Regions from separate parts of the Homo sapiens genome. Here region 1 is linked to region 2. A link is a loop called in an ENCODE intact Hi-C map of the cell type or tissue named here. Cell type or tissue: Calu3. All regions are shown on one strand. Region 1 has its middle 15 kb from the start of CTAGE1. Region 2 overlaps GATA6 (GATA binding protein 6).

Region 1 (2,500 bases), 240 kb before region 2:
ACTGATCCAACTACAAGACAATCTCCCTTTGGGGTGTCCCGATCCCACTGTGAGGTATGATCCTCTCACCCAGAGCATGTCTACAGAGCATCAAGTAACAGGATGGCTGAGAAAGTCCACATTTTATATGAAGCTTTTCTGTTTTAAAAATCTTTCAGCACTGTGTGTGCATACAATCATTTTTAATTATAGTTTTTAGCTCCTAAAAACTATAATGCATATATATGCTTTGGGATTATAGCCATCTGTTCTAAGTCTCACAATATATTCCAGATATAAAAAATAAAACATAAAACAAAATTTGAAGAAGTCAAGCCAGAGTTTGTAGTTGCATAAAAAGTCTCTTACTTGCTTGATGAATGATAGTGACTTATGGAATTATTTAACATCTTCATCCAGGTGTTTTTTTTTTTCCCATTAATAATAGTATAGCAGCTCAGATAGTTTACCAATCTAAGATCATTTTAATGGTGATGTGTTACTTTTCTCTTGCTTTGGATATTTAAAGCAAGATTTGCAAAGTTGTTTGTTCGTTTGTTTTTGCAGTTCCGTACTTTTTAGTCTTTGGGATGCCCCTCATGAGCAAAGTGTTAAAGGAGAACCCTGTTTCTCTATGTAATTGTAAATGCATAAGCTTGTAGCATCTCAGACTTAGAACCACATTGGAAATCTGGTCGGCGTCCCACGGGGTACAGGAAGCCTCCAGGAGGGGTCCCTGACAGCAGTTACCAGATTCTTCTTAGCCACTTCTGACAACAAACTGCGGAGGCTTAGCCCATCTTTTAACTGCTCTGATTACAGCTCCCAGGGAGGAGACAAACCTTTAAGAGGTCTTCCTAAACCTAAGTGTCCCCCTTGCAGGTCACTTCAGGATATAACTGAATCCAAATTATTAACTAAAGATGTAACGTGTTTTCTCTACTCCCAACCGCTCTCCAAGAAATGTCTTGACTTGCAGCTGCTACCAGAAAGAAAAAGCGAGAACGCCGGTGGCGCCTTCTCACGGACTCTATCAGAGCATGGATAGATTGTGTGCCCTGGGGGGCTGATGTGGACAGGAACACCAGGTTCTCCCTCGTTTGTTCTTTATCTGTACTTACTGCACGTTTTTCTGCCATGGACTTTTTATTATTCTAAATTGTGAGTGAGATAATAGTTGGTTTCTCAAAGTGCAAAGGCTAAACCTACTGATAAACTTCAGCCGCTACCAAAGGATAAACGCCACCCAAACTGCCAAAACAATCATGACCTCACTTCCTGCATGGAGTCTGAATGCTTCACCAGAAACTCAGAGAACCCGGCAGGCAAGGCTCTGGCACGGGTCACAGGCAGAGATCAATGAGTCATCCAAGCCGTTCCTTGGCCAATTCTTTTAAGGAAGGAAGATATGGAGCAAGTTATTTTGCTCCATCTCCCGTATCACTACTTGTGTCTCGGGAGACTTTGCTATCATCAAGCCTTTCAAAGAGATGAGTTTGATTCCCACTGTTCCTACCAGTAAAATTTACTTGTGGGATTTTCTAAAAGTCTGGGCCAAACATCAAACAACTTAGACGTTCCTATCCTCCCCAACGAATGGATTTTCAGGTCTGGTGTGAAAAACCTCCATTTGGGGCCAGGCATGGTGGCCCATGCCTGTAATCCTAGCACTTTGGGAGGCTGTGGCAAGCAGAACACCTGAGTTCAGGAGTTTGAGACCAGCCTGCCCAACATGGCAAAACCCCCGTCTCTACTAAAAATGCAAAAATTAGCTGGGTGTGGTGGTGCATGACTGTAATCCCAGCTACTCAGGGGGTTGAGGAAGCAGAATTGTTTGAACCCAGGAAGCAGAGGTTGCAGTGACCTGAGATCGTACCACTGCACTCCAGCCTGGGAGACAGAGCAAGGCTCCATCAAAAAAAAAAAAAAAAAAGTCCTCCATTTGGGGTGTGGTGGTGCATGCCTGTGGTCCCAGCTACTCCAGAGGCTGAGGTGGGAGGATCACTTGAGCCCAGGCAGTCGAGGCTGCAATGAGGCATGATCACGCCACTGTAATCCAGCCTGGATGACAAAGTGAGACCTTGTCTTAAAACAACAACTGAAAAAACACCTCCATTTGTATAATAGCCAGACCAGAAAAGGATACATTTAATTTGCAATACTAATTAGAGTTTTCTAAGATGAATATTTAAGACTTCCTGAAAGCATTGGCTTGGGAGTTTCTGAAGGTCTGAAAAAAAACCAGTAGCATTTGTGCGATTCTTGAAGTTCTAATGGTCCTAAAACAGATAAAACCGTTCCCAATGCCCGATGGGCTGTCAAATTGCTCCAGGGAAACGGAACAAATATTGTTGGAAGGGCCACGATGGAACAAGTCTTGTTGGTTCTACAGACACAAAGTTACTAAGGCCTTGACCTATCTGTGATTCTCAAACACAGTGGGAAGGACTAAAAGAATGCACAGGATCCGAGGGAAGCCCAGAGGAGAGCCCTGAGCCCAGCCCCGCCTTGGAAAACAGGG
Region 2 (2,500 bases):
CCACGAATCAAGCAACTAAATTTAATGAGAGCTTTAAATGTAAAATACTTGTGTTTAATAAAATAAAAATATGGTTCTGCAGCATGTGGCCCAGCTCTGGTGAAACCGTGCCAGGCCAACAACCAAAACAGGCAGCACACCATCAAGTCGGATCATGATTTAAGCATCGTCAGATGTTGACTTGGAACCGTTTACTCGTAAGACCCCAACAGGACATTAGAATCAATGCCTAGTTATGTATTTGTCCAAATCATTCTTAAAATATGAGGTCAATAAAATAATGTCTTTGTGCTCAGTCTCACAAATTCTGAGTACTGGGCCTTTAAAAAAGCCTGATGTGATGGGTAGCTGAGTGGTGAATTGTCACATTGCCAACACCTGTCTATGGAGATGCTTTTTTAAATTATTAAAATTTCAGAGAAAATTAACAGGTAGGTCTAAACATGAACAGAACTAACAGATTGTACTTAATTCATATCCACTGGATCTTCATACTGCTAGTAACTCTTCTGGCAGACACCCATGAAATGCATAATAAATTACTTTTGTTCCAGTAAAGGAATTCGTTTTCTTCGAAGATTCATTTAGCAATAACCTTTCAGAGCAATCTAAGCCAGATTTCTTAAATTTGGCCATGTTTTCCCGTAACATTATTTCATGTTTTCTGACAATTTTGTATATTCTTATAGAGGCGTTGGGGGGGCGGGTGGGAGAAAACTGCAAAGAATCTGTAATTTGCAAAGAAGAGCTGTATTCTGGGATGAGGCTATAAGAAATGGTGAATAACTTCTGCCCACACTTATTCTTTATCCAGTATTCTGGCTATCAGATAGTGATAATGAGTCACTTATTAAATAAACCACAATTCTGTGATAAATTATGTGGACATATGTTACAAACTATTTAAAGCTTTACTGTTTCCTAATGTACAAAGCCATTGGATATTGATGTAGCACACAATGCATTTTTAAACTACTTCTTACCATCCTCCCTGTCACACACACACACACACACACACACACACACACACACACACGAGATTTAAAAAAAAAAAAAAAGGAAGTCTAGAAAAAGCCTTGAGATCAGAATGAAAGTATGCAAATCCGCATGCTTGAACATTCCCTGCCGGGGTGACGTGTGACTTTCACGCAAAGGCCAATGTGGTCAGACAAGAACGTGAGTTATTAGAAGGGGCTGTGAACATAGAAAGAAAGGGAGCCTGGCACATAGGGAGCATGAAGATAAAATGCCAACAAAATATTTATGTTCATGGCTTGTAGCATGTGGCAAGTGGGATATTAATAACTGTGATGATTGGTCAACTCCCTGGGAGTGGTAACAGCCCTGGACTGGGAGGCAGGAGACGTCGGTTCCAGTCCCGGCTTCAATACTGGCTTGTTTTGTGACCTTAAGGAGTCACTCCGGATCTTGGTTTATAAATGAGGCAATAATAATACCTAACCACATAACTCTCTCACAGACCCTTTGGGAGATTAATGATTTTTTAACCCCTTTGCTACTCATTTAGAAAAGAGTGTTTTGGACGATAGACTGAAAAAAAAAACAGGCACTTCACTATTAAGAAATGCTTTTTCAGTAATTTCTTCATAAACATTCATTGAAGACAATTTTAACATTCTGAAAAGTTCCAAAACAGCATTTGTTTGTGTATGGATTTAAATCGCAGCATTAGAAGGATTTCAGTATGGCAATCTTGTGTTTCTCTTAAAAGAACCTTGTTATAACCACATTAGGTATGTCAACAAAAGTAATTTTTACTACTTTTTTTTTAACTTAATGTTACCCAACTGCCATATTCTTAGTACCATTACACATTTGATTTCTAAGTATAACATTGATAAGAAAATTTGCATTAACTGTCTTAAATACATTCTTGGTCAAGAGCAAATAACTTCTCACAGTTTTCCCACCTGTTTCAGTGGGAGGATATGTGATGCTAAAATTATTAATCAAACTAGTCCAATTTCTTTAAGAAAACATTCTTTCTTCTCTCTGAAGATTTCAAAGAAATGAACTAATATCGCATATTAATCTAACACGCTGTAGTGGCAACAACACTGACCGCATCAGCCAGACCTGCGGCCAACGTGAAACCACGCGTCTCAATTTGACACGTGACCTTGGAACTGTTCTTTACCTTCTGCATCTCACTTAGAAGGAGGAGTAAAAAATAAAATGTATCTAAAACACCTGGCACATAAAAGGTACCTGATAGAAACTAATTTCCTGCCTCCCTATGTTCACTATCTTATAAGTGAGTGAGTATTAGGAAAGGGAAAAACTTCCTCAAAGCAAGATCACTATGAGAAAATCGAAGACCAATCCACCACTGTTTGGCTCTCGAGTCCTCTAGAAGCTCTGTGGCATATTCAAGTTAAAAATGAAGCACTAATTTTCTGCTCCAGCCCCAGCAGGCTCTTGCATCAGAGCTCGCCTTCATACTTTCCTCTGAGCAACTTAACAGTATAAGCACAGCATA

The links. A loop is a pair of places that touch in the nucleus more often than their neighbours do. Peaks named below come from ENCODE experiments on the same cell type or tissue, not always from the same donor. Only the 100,000 strongest peaks of a DNase experiment are listed, where the experiment ranks them.
Region 1: it touches region 2 in a loop (2.5-fold over the local background); 2 of 110 quality-filtered maps call a loop at or near these places.

The regions. Positions count from the first base shown.
Region 1 is chr18:22,431,578-22,434,077 of GRCh38, reverse strand. No RefSeq gene overlaps it. Among named protein-coding and RNA genes, the nearest start is that of CTAGE1, 15 kb to the right of the region's middle. In Calu3, no CTCF peak of the experiment used is centred here; a DNase peak (open chromatin) is centred at 1,307.
Region 2 is chr18:22,189,569-22,192,068 of GRCh38, reverse strand. The region is part of intron 6 of GATA6 (GATA binding protein 6); the gene reads right to left. Among named protein-coding and RNA genes, the nearest start is that of GATA6, 21 kb to the right of the region's middle. In Calu3, no CTCF peak of the experiment used is centred here; a DNase peak (open chromatin) is centred at 1,148.